2 separate regions of the Homo sapiens genome follow, and region 2 is linked to region 1. A link is an interaction called in ENCODE POLR2A ChIA-PET data of the cell type or tissue named here. Cell type or tissue: endothelial cell of umbilical vein. All regions are shown on one strand. Links, peaks and the distances in the headings refer to the core of each region. The heading gives the core; the rest is flanking DNA.

Region 1 (6,013 bases), core at 402-5,401:
TCATTTCCTTTGTCTCTGGAATGAGCCAGCTCTTCCCGGCTCCAGGATATTTTTCCATGCTTTCTGTTTGCCTCAATAGTCTTTCCTCCACTCTTTTCAATGACTGACTCCCTATATTTAAGGTTCCAATTTAAATATAATCCCCCTAAACTCTTTTCCCTGATCACCCAGTCTAAAACTGGCCTCCCTTGTTAGTCTTTCCAAGCTCCTTGTTCTTTTTTTGTCCTGGTACTTTATCACATTTTGTGATTATGTATTGGTTTTTTTTTTGTCTGCTAGACTGACCACTACACTATAGCTTTATGTATTATTTGGTACTCTCTTGGTTGCAAGCAACAGAAACTGCCTTTGGCTTGCTTAAACTATATGACAGGTAGCTTTTGTAATTTAAAGAAAATTCCTGTCTTAGCAAGGACAGGAATGATAAATATTGTAGGACATTTCAGACCTTCATTCACAATTCCAGGCACTTGGGAAATCTGGGAGACCCCCACTCATGTTTCAGATTCCTGGGAGAGAGAATCGATGGGTTGGGTTGGGTTGAATTTCTGCCTTTGGACATCACTGTGCTTCCTATGATGGGCCACTCTGAGGTTAAGAAAGCACGATCTGTTATTTTGTTATGAGAAGGGAGGAAGGGGTGGAAGTAGATGGCTCTGAGCAGGGAACATAGGAGCATCACCAACTTTTATTGAACATGGATTGTGCTTAAGGCCCTAGCTAAGCATCCCTACCTTATCTATAGGTCTCTGATTTATTCAGTCTCCCTGGAGGCCTTTCGGTTTTCAGATGACACAAATCCTCAGCAGCTGTTGTCACCATCAAGAGGCTCTATGCCACTGTGCCTAGGTGAGCGGGATGCCATAGGCTAATCCAGCCTGTTGCATTTCACAGAGCTGGAGGGGTCCAAGCATACCCTTAACAAGACAATCTGGGCACCAGGATACAGTGAGAAAACCTGTGGCTCTATAGAGAAACTTGAGGGAACTTTGCCACTGTGATTTTAACCAAGTCACTTAGCCTGTCTGAGCCTCAATTTCCCATCTATAAAATAGATATAATTACATATATATGCATGCATGTATACATACACATGCATGCGTATATATGTATACATGTACAGTTGACCCTTGAACAACATGCCTTTCAACTGCATGGGCCCACTTATATATGGATTTGTCTCAACTAAACATAGACCAAAAATACAGTATTTGAGGGATGTGAAACCTGCTTATATGGAGGGCTCACTGATTTTGGTGTATGTGGGGGCCCTGGCGCTGATTTCCTGAGTATACTGAGGGATGACTATATGTGTGTATGTGCACATATATACATATGTGTGTGTGTACATGTGCACATATATACATGTGTGTGTATAATAATTGTGAGAACATTGCTTTTAAATGGCTGGCTAGTAAAGACTTTCAAAGATTCCTTTCTACCACATCACCTTACTTTATTTTCCCAATACTACCTGTCCCCATCAGAGATTATTTTATGTATGTATTTATACATCTGTTTATCTGTCTCCCCAGCTGAATGAAAGTTCTAGGAGGGCAGGGACTTATCTGTCTGGTTCAAAGCTATATTTTCAGTATCTGGCACATAGTAGCTCCTTAATAAATATTGTTTGAGCAAGTGAGTGCATGAATGAATGAACAAATGGGGACCCAAGAGGGAACAGAAGGGAAAACAGTAGGTGCCATCTTTTTCTATAGAAGTGACTATGAGTTCCATCAAATAGGTTGCATCCTGTAAGCCACAGTTTCTAGGTTCCTGTAATTCTATTTTCCTTTTGCATTTCTTGACTGAGTCCCTCTTATTTGAACATTCTAGGCTTGTCTCAGCTACACAGGAGTAACAGGAAGGCTGAGGATCAGAGGAGCCCCACTTCTAAAGATGCTAGGATGCCAGTGACAACAGTGAGTCAGGAGTAAGGAATTTTGATGGAGGTGCCCCTCTCCGTCTGGAATCAACCTGGGAGCTTCTGGGTGATCTGCTTGCTGAAAGCAGCAATTTCCTTAACACTTCCTTACAGGGCTGAGGACTCAATGACATCACGTGTAAAGTACCTGGCACATAGTAGGTCCTCCAGGAATGTCAGTTCTAGAAATTAGGCTAGGACTCCATGATCCCAGCCCAGTACATGTTTCTCCTTCAGAACTGGCTAAACATTGCTGCTGAGTGATAAACTATACTTTCTCAGAATCACTGCCAGCTATCCCCCTTGACATTTTCTCTTTTTCAAGAAAAAAGTTTCCTTCTCAACAGTGTAGCAACTCAGCTCAAGCAGAGAAACACAAATTGCCAGGTGCACGGCCAATCTTCGGTGCAATCTAGTGGCTCTCTGGTAACGAAGTTCCACAAACAATGGAATGGCTGACCCCTGGTTCTGAAGTCTCCCACCTGCCTTGTAATTAAACACCTGTTTATGGCCCCGGGGGAGGACGGGTGAATGGCATGATGCTACCGTACGTTTTCAAGCAAACCTTCTTTGTGGTCCTGGCAAGAAGATTCCTCTCAACAGTCTGGGCACCCCCCACCCATTGTTCACAGGGGGCTCAGGGGAGGCCCAGATGGATTCATGGCTGTGAGGAAGCTGCCCAGACAGCCTGCCAGGGTCCAGGAGTGTGGCTTCCTAAGCAAACTTGGCAGATATAGCAGGTCACATTTCAGCGGGGGTTTTAGAATTACTTGTGATTGGATTGTTTGCAATTCAATGGATAAATGCTTGAGGGGATGGATACCCATTCTTCATGGTGTGTATATTTCATATTGCATGCCTGTATCAAAACATCTCATGTACCCCATAAATATATACACCTACTATGTACCCACAAAAATTAAAAATTAACAAATTAAGGCCGGGTGCAGTGGCTCACACCTATAATTCCAGCACTTCGGGAGCCCAAGGTGGGTGGATCGCTTGAGGTCAGGGGTTCAAGACCAGCCTGACCAACATGGTGAAATCCTGTCTCTACTAAAAATACAAAAAAATTAGCCGGGCGTGGTGGTGCATGCCTGTAATTCCAGCTACTCAGGAGGCTGAGGCAGGAGAATCACTTGAATCCAGAAGGCCGAGGTTGCAGTGAGCTGAAATCACACCACTGCACTCCAGTATGGGTGACAGAGTAAGACTCTGTCTCCAAAATAAATAAATACAAAAAAGGTAATTACTTGTGAGATGTTTTTACCTTTTGAACACTTTAGCCTGCTTTATCTTGAGGACCATTCTTTGGCGAGTCTCAAATTCTAAGATTCCAGAAATCGAAAGAAGCTGGAGAAGCAGCTGGTGAATTTCAGCAGATTTCAGTGGCTGAACCTCCCACTTGTGAGACCCGGTGCAGGGAAGCTACTTTGCCCCTCTGTAAAATGGGAATAATAATAACCAATAATACGTATCTTGTGGGCGTACATGATTGCATGATTTAGAACAGTGACCAGCACTCTGTATCATTCAATACATATTTATTCCTCCTTTCCTTTTCTCTGTGTTGCAGAATGACTATCTTGATTGAGTGGGAACTACTTTAACATGATTTCACAAAAAATCATAATTGCACACGGATTACAGCAAAAATAAACTCCCCCTCCTACTCTTAACTGTCATTCCCCTCTCAGAGGTTTCAGTTTCTTGCTTATCCACCAAGATAGTTAATACAGACATTGGTACTTACATACAGGCACTTTTAAAATGACAAATGGTAGCACACAACATACTTCTGTGACTTTCTTTAAAAACAAAATAACAGCTTTATTGAGATATAATTCACATACTGTACAATTCACCCATTTAAAGTGTTTTGTCTTTTTATGTATCACTTATCTCAGAGAGTTCTGTATCAGTATGACTACATACATCTCATTCTTTTCTATAACTGCATCTCATTCCACCATACGGTTGTCCCATAATTTTATTCACTCAGTCTTTTTTTGATGGACATTGAGGTTACTGCCAGTGCTGCAATGAATAATGAGTATCGTTGGATGTGGGCCTTTGTGCATGTCTAAATGTTTCTCTGCCCTTATCTCTTCACTGAGAGTACGGACCTGCTCTTCCGTTACGGTCAATAACAACATCACTAACAAACATGATGCCTGCAAAATAAACCTTCAAATTGTTCTGTTGTTACTGTTGGCTTATGATTTTAACATATACTGGGCAACTCATGTTATTATCATTATCATTATTGTTATTAATGAGACTGAGCATTTTGACAGGGGCTTGGCAGAAAAGTGACAGGGAAAATTGGGGGATATTTGTGGTTTAATAGACAGAATACTATTTACTATTAATCATTGTCAAGGCTGGGTTTGGCAAGCAATAATTATGGACACATCATGCACATTGTAAAACCATCTTCTCCCCATTGCTCTTCCCCATTGCACTCAGAAATGAACTTACACGGACTTGCATAGAGCTCATCCTTAGTTGTTGGAACAGTTCTCGACAACCTGAGGCTGAAATGAAGATCCCTGAACATTTTTTTGACAAGCAATCAGAGGCATGTGCATGTTTCAGTCCATCTTATAATAATAGCAGGAGATACTCACAAAAGCTTTTGCCACTGGCCCGGTGCAATTCTCAGCCCCTTGCCTGTGTTAACCCAGTTACTCTTCACAAGCCTACGAGGCAGAAGCTGTTATTATCACAATCACCCCCATTTTACAGATGAGGAAACTGAGGCATGTGGAGGTTCCGTAAATTGTCCAAGGTCTTCCAGCTTGTGAGTTGGGGAGTCAGGATTTATCTGGCAACCTGACTCCTTTATTTGGCTAACTGCCCCTTTCTATGGCTGCAGAGACTGTAGATGCCATGGCATTTTGTGTCTAACTAAGACACAAAATGTGTGAGAGAATCCAGTCCCTAGCACAATGCTGGGCTCACAGAAGACGTGTGATATATTACACTAATAATTATTATATTATTAATGACACTCTCCTCCTTCTTGTTAAATTCTTCCCTCAAAGATGTACTCTCCTGAAGGCTTTCAGGAATGTCCTGTGAAAACACAAATGTACCTGGGAGCAAATAAGACTCCCTGGTAGAAGTCTGTTCAGTGAAAGGAAAGGGCCCTGGCTTAATTCTCTGCTCTGTAACTTGCAAGCTGAGTGCATTCCCTTCATTTTTACTAAGCCTCAGTTTTCTTATCTGTAAAAGTGGGATAAGAATGACACTGATGCCCATGAATTGCTACAGAATACTGCACAATGAACTTGAAGTATTCACACAGGTGTGCCAGCAGGGGAGGCAGTGGAGAATCGTGGTTCATACACAAACCTTGGGCTCTAGCTGCTTGGTTTCAAAACCCTCCTCTACCATTTGCCAGCTGGGCCGAACTGGGCAAATGATTTCTCCTCTCTCTAAGACTCAGTGCCTCATCTGTCAAATGAGGCTTTTAATGGGACCTATATGGTGGCAATTAAATGACATGCACTTGCAAAGTACCTAACAGTGAGTATTGGGTAAGAGTTAGGTATAGCTATCTTGATTGTCTGGATTGTAAAAAATGGTTGGATCAGGGTTCTCCAGAGAAACAGTTTATTGCCCATTATATTAGCTTGCTGAGGCTGTCATAACAAAATTCCAGACTAGGTGGCTTAGACAACAGAAATTTATTTACATTTATTTATTTATTTATTTATTTTTTGAGATGGAGTTTTACTGTTGTTGCCCAGACTGGAGTACAATGGCATGATCTCGGCTCACTGCAACCTCTCCTCCCGGGTTCAAGTGATTCTCTTGCCTCAGCTTCCCGAGTAGCTGGGATTGCAGGCATGCGCCACCACGCCTGGCTAATTTTGTATTTTTAGTAGAGACAGGGTTTCTCCAGTTGGTCAGGCTGGTCTCGAACTCCCAACCTTAGGTGATGCGCCCGCCTCGGCCTCCCAAAGTGCTGGGATTATAGGTGTGAGCCACCGCACCTGGCCCAGAAATTTGTATCTCACAGTCTGGAGGCTGGAATTCCAGGATCGAGGGGCTGGTTTCTTCTGAGGTCTCTTTCCTTGCCTT
Region 2 (5,747 bases), core at 462-5,461, 260 kb before region 1:
CCGAACAGCTATTGAAGAAAAAGATATTTAACGTCTATATTCTAAATAAGACCTGTTTTGTATAAAAGAATAACACAAAATTATCCAACAGTTATGGCCTCTAGTCATACATATAAAGAATGAGTCTACATGTCTCTGGTCCACATTTTTCTAAACTTGCTGGTCTTGATGCACCAAAGGAAGTAGGAGAGGGAGAGAAAATTTTCTATTTTCCCCCCACAACAAAGTTAAGGACATCTACCTCCTAGGTATTTTATAAGCAAAGTCTAAGAAAAGAAATAGGAAATTCGGATGGGTGCAGTAGCTCATGCTTCTAATCACAGCACTTTGGGAGGCTGAGGCAGGTGGACCACCTGAGGTCAGGAATTCGAAACCAGACTAGCCAATATGGTGAAACCCCGTCTCTACTAAAAAAACAAAAACTAGCCAGGTGTGATGGCGGGCGCCTGTAGTCCCAGCTATTCTGGAGACTGAGGCAGGAGAATCGCTTGAACCCAGGAGGCAGAGGTTGCAGTGCGTCGAGATGGTGCCAATGCACTCCAGCCTAGGTGACAGAGCAATACTCCATCTTAAAAAAAAAAAAAAAAAAAAAAAAGAAAGAAAAAGAAAAAAGAAATATGAAATTAGCTAATGAAAACCAGTTTGAAGCAGACCAGTATTACTACACAGCTCCTTACTAACAAAGCTGAGGACTGTTCCCAGCAAGGCATGTGTGATTCAGCTACACACATCCATTACCATTAATGGAATCTGGTAGGTGAAATCATTCCCTGAACACCTGGCCCTTGTCAATTCATTTTTGTAACTTTGCTCTCAAGATCTAACTATGAAATTATCTGCTGTCTTCTTTTCCAGCCTCTTTAAAAAAAAAATCCTTAAAAAAAATTCCACAATCAGTAGAAATGCACTTACTGAAAAATAAACTTGGTAGATTTTAATTAAAACCAGTGAAATAAGTAAAAATGAGATAAGTCATCCTCTATTCTTTTAGAAGCTAGTCTTAGAAGGTGTCTTGTCTCCAATAATCCTATCCATGAGAGAAAGAAAAGCTTCTTTCACAGTCTAGTATTTACACAGAGATAATAAAAATTCAGTATACTTGCCCAGAAAGCCTCGTTAATCTAATTGTAGCCTCTAACATTATTGCTACCAAAAACAAACAACTTAATCATGTTTGATACTTTATCTCTACTCCTCCCTTCACAAATGATTGTCAGTTTTATTCTTTCAGGGCAATCACAATATCCATCAACTATTTTTATAGCATTAGTACTTTTAGCACTATAAAAAAAATTTCAGGGAATTGAAAAAACAAAACATCAATTGCTGAAATCTGTTACTCAAAAAACTCCTGGCCACGCCTGATGGCTCACACCTGTAATCCCAGCGCTTTGGGAGGCCGAGGCAGGTGGATCACTTGAGGTCAGGAGTTCGAGACCAGCCTGGTCAACATGGTGAAACCCCCATCTCTACTAAAAATACAAAAATTAGCCAGGTGTGGTGGCGGGCACCTGTAATCCCAGCTACTCAGGAAGCTGAGGCAGGAGAATCACTTGAACCTGGGAGATAGAGGCTACATTGAGACAGAGTGTCACCGTGTCACCCAGGTTAGAGTGCAGTGGCACGATCTCAACTCAGTGCAACCTCCACCTCCTGGGTTCACGCTATTCTCCTGCCTTAGCCTCCCGAGTAACTGGGATTACAGGTGCATGCCACCACGCTCAGCTAATTTTTTTTTGCATTTTTAGTAGATATGGGGTTTCACCATGGCTGGTCTGGAACTCCTGACCTAAAGTGACCCACACACCTCAGCCTCCCAAAGTGTTGGGATTACGGGCGTGAGCCACCATGCCCGGCCATATAAAAAATGTTTTTAAACTCCATTGGTTTTAGGAAAAAATAAAAAGTAATCAAATTGCACAGAAAAAAAATGGCTCTTTTTAGAAGAAGCAACAACAACAGAAGTTTAGCCAAAAACTGTTTCTGGGATGATAATGCTAAAATACGACTTTAATCAATTTGGTGTCCTGTAAAGCATGAAAATATGTTTTCTGCTTCACCTTAAATACAAGAGGGTCCTTGGTAACCGGTTTATAGCTCTGGTTCATGATGAGGAATAAAAGCCAAGCTCCATACACTTTAGGAACACTCTTTAAACTGGGAACATACCATCTCTTGACATTCCAACAGACAGACACTTTTTGAAGCGACATTGCTGACATCTGTTCCTATTCATTCTCATTATAGAACAGTTTTCATTCTTCAGGCACTTCTTGTACTGGATGTTTTGTTGAATACTTCTCCGAAAGAAACCCTAAGAACAAAGGAAGATTTACTTACCCATTTAAAAACACCCAAATGAACTTCTTATAAACACTGCTCCCATACCTATCTAGTGTATATGACGAACTACAGTCCCAGTATATGACTCACTATCTGGGAAACACTATGTCTTAGGACAGAGGGAAATACAATGTTGACACACAGAATTTAATTTCGATTCTTATTGGTATGAGTAAGCACCTAACACCTACTAACCAAACAAAATTCTTCTTCCCTTCAGAGATTCTTTGTCCTTACCCAAAACACCCCTTGCAACAACCACACTACCCTGTTACCAGACCCTGCCTGCAGTCACATTTTCCATCTCATACTTTTATTCACTACAAATTCCAAAACTCTTGAAGTATGAATGACTGATTCTTTTTTTTTTTTTTTTTTGAGATAGGATCTCGTTCTGTTGCCCAGGCTAGAGTGCAGTGGCATGATCACAGCTCACTGCAGCCCTGACCTCCCTGGCTCAATTTTCCAACCACAGCCTCACAAACAGCTGGGACTACAGGCATGCGCCACCACACCCAGCTAATTTTTGTATTTTTTGTAGAAATGAGGTTTTGCCATGTTGCCTAGGCTGGTCTTGAACTCCAGGGCTCAAGTGATCTGCCAGCCTTGGCCTCCCGAAGTGTTAGACTTACAGGGTGTAAGCCACCACCACTCCGGACCTGATTTTTTGTTTGTTTGTTTGCTTGCTTTCTTGAGACAGACTCTTGCTCTGTAGCCCGGGCTGGAGTGCAGTGGTGCGATCTCAGCTCACTGCAACCTCCACCTCCCAGATTCAAGGGATTCTCCTGCCTCAGCCTCCCCAGTAGCTGGGATTACAGGCACGTGCCACCATACCTGGCTAATTTTTTGTATTTTTAGTAGAGACAGGGTTTCACCATGTTGGCCAGGCTGGTTTTGAACTCCTGACCTCAACTGATCCGCCCACCTTGGCCTCCCAAAGTGCTAGGATTACAGGCACGAGCCACCATGTCCAGGCTTTTTTTTTTTTTTTTTTTTTTTAAAGAGACAGGGTCTTGCTCTGTCACCCAGGCTGGAGTACAATGACGTAATAATAGCTCACCGCAACTTCGAACTCCCGGGCTCAAGCAATCCTTCTGCCTCAGCCTCCCAAGAGCTGGGACTACAGACATGTGCTACCACATCCAGCTTTTTTATTTTTTGTAGAGGTAGGGTCTCCCTATGTTGCCCAGGTGGGTCTCACACTCCACCTCAAGCAATCCTACAGCTTCAGCCTCCCAAAGAGCTAGAATTACAGGCCTGAGCCACTGCACCCAGCCTAAATGACTACTTCTTAAAAAGTGGACTGAGAAATATGTTTGATAGCTATAATCCCCTCACTAGATTGTGGATTACATTAACAGAAGTTGGTCTTTCCAGGATCATTACCTGCTGACAATGGCAAGGCCTACTTATACATGACAGAAATCACTGACTACGTGCCAGCAACAGGTAAGTGTTACACCACACACCAACAGAGTAGCTAACTATCCAAGGAAAGACAGTTCCCAACTAGATGGCTACAAACAGCTGCCTTTACTCCACACACAAACAATTCCAGTACATGTTCTGTGATAGGTCTCCAAAGATCTCCAGTTTCATGGTACCAGGGAGGACAGAAAACTCAAGAATGCAATTACTGAAATTATTTTAAACTGCATTTTCCTTTTATATGACAACTAAACACATTTCCCGAATCTATACTAAGTAGTCATGGGACACAACATTTTTATATTTTATTATTGTGATACTATACACTTGACTTAGATACTACAAGAGCTGAACTAGACATTTTAAGAGTACTGCACAGATGTGTATTTATCAAGAATATGCAATCAGCTCATTCAGTTTGTGCTTTTATTTTCTAGCTATAAAGTAAGAATAATGCCTTCCCCAATATTACTTCACTTTTTTTTTTTTTGAGACGGAATCTGGCTCTGTCGCCCAGGCTTGGAGTGCAGTGGTGCAATCTCAGCTCACTGCAAGCTCCGCCTCCCGGGTTCACGCCATTCTCCTGCCTCAGCCTCCCGAGTAGCTGGGACTACAGGCGCCCACCACTACGTCCGGCTAATTTTTTTTTTTTTGTATTTTTAGTAGAGACAGGGTTTCACTATGTTAGCCAGGATGGTCTCGATCTCCTGACCTCGTGATCCGCCCGCCTCGGCCTCCCAAAGTGCTGGGATTACAGGCGTGAGCCACCGCACCTGGCCTATTACTTCACATTTTTGTAAAAAAAAAAAAAAAAAAAAAAAAAGATATATAGAGAAGGAGAATCTTTTTTAAACAATGAAAAAAATGCTACATCTATAAAAAATACTGACTTGTCTTACAAAGTTACCCGGCCATTAAAAGTTAGCAAACTTGGCAGGGCGCGTGGCTCACGCCTGTAATCCCAGCACTTTGCGAAGCCGAGGCGGGCAGATCACCTGAGGTTAGGAGTTCAAGACCAGCCTGGCCAATGTGATGAAACCCCGAATCTACTAAAAATACAAAAATTAGCCTGGAGTGGTGGCGTGTGCCTGTAATCCCAGCTACTCGGGAGGCTGAGACAGGAGAATCACTTGAACCCAGGAGGCAGAGGTTGCAGTGAACCAAGATCACACCACTGCACTTCAGCCTGGGAAATAAGAGCAAAACTCCATCTAAAAAAAAAAAAACTGGCAAACTCGCAATTCATTCAGAGCCACACTTGAAAATATTTCCTCTCCCATCATGTATATTCATTATCTTGTTTACCCATCATATCTCGCCAAACTAGATTCTTGCTTGTGGCCTCAAGTCAGAGAACAGCAAGAACATGTGTCTTCATCACGTTAATTTTTGATACTCAGGAGAAAAGATTGTGCCAAGTTTTTTAAAAAGAGAGAAAGATTCCCTGTATATAGGTAGGGAGGTAGAGACCATCTCACTTGGAATTATTTGACCAATACTCTAATAGCAATAACTAGAAAATAGTCAACTAAACTTACAAATAAACTAGCTTTCCCAAGGGCTCAACTTATATTCAGGATTATTTTACTCACTTGGCATTATTTTTTAAGATACCACATTTTTTTCAAGTATGTAGCAATTATTCCCAGCTCCCAGTACCTGACGTGTCATTAAGTCAAAGTATATGATGAGATCCTAATTCAAAGTTTGGTTTAAACTAAGTTCCCACAAGGCAGAAGTAGTGCCTTCTCTGTTTTGTTCCTTGTTATTTCACTACCACCTAGAACTGTGCTTGACACATTAATGAATGAGCATTTGGTGCACTTGGTTTAACACAATAAGTATGTTTAATTGAGATAGCAAATTTACTTTGTTCAAAATCTTAAAGAAAAAAGAAATACTTTCACTGAATTAAGAATATTATTCAAAACAAGTTATGCTTATACACTACATAAAATGCTTAAAACTTAAAAAGA

The links. Peaks named below come from ENCODE experiments on the same cell type or tissue, not always from the same donor. Only the 100,000 strongest peaks of a DNase experiment are listed, where the experiment ranks them.
Region 2: POLR2A ChIA-PET joins it to region 1 with 5 read pairs; 2 of 35 experiments call an interaction of 5 or more read pairs at or near these places.

What each region holds. Positions count from the first base shown.
Region 1 is chr3:23,698,328-23,704,340 of GRCh38, reverse strand. No RefSeq gene overlaps it. Among named protein-coding and RNA genes, the nearest start is that of UBE2E1, 100 kb to the left of the region's middle. RefSeq lists an enhancer at 1,717-2,329. In endothelial cell of umbilical vein, for the core only: no CTCF peak of the experiment used is centred there; no DNase peak of the experiment used is centred there.
Region 2 is chr3:23,956,238-23,961,984 of GRCh38, reverse strand. NR1D2 (nuclear receptor subfamily 1 group D member 2) reads right to left here. Exons shown (of 8, transcript NM_005126.5): 4 at 2,170-2,314; 5 at 1-8. Among named protein-coding and RNA genes, the nearest start is that of NR1D2, 14 kb to the right of the region's middle. In endothelial cell of umbilical vein, for the core only: no CTCF peak of the experiment used is centred there; a DNase peak (open chromatin) is centred at 2,574; H3K27ac peaks cover 1,438 bases.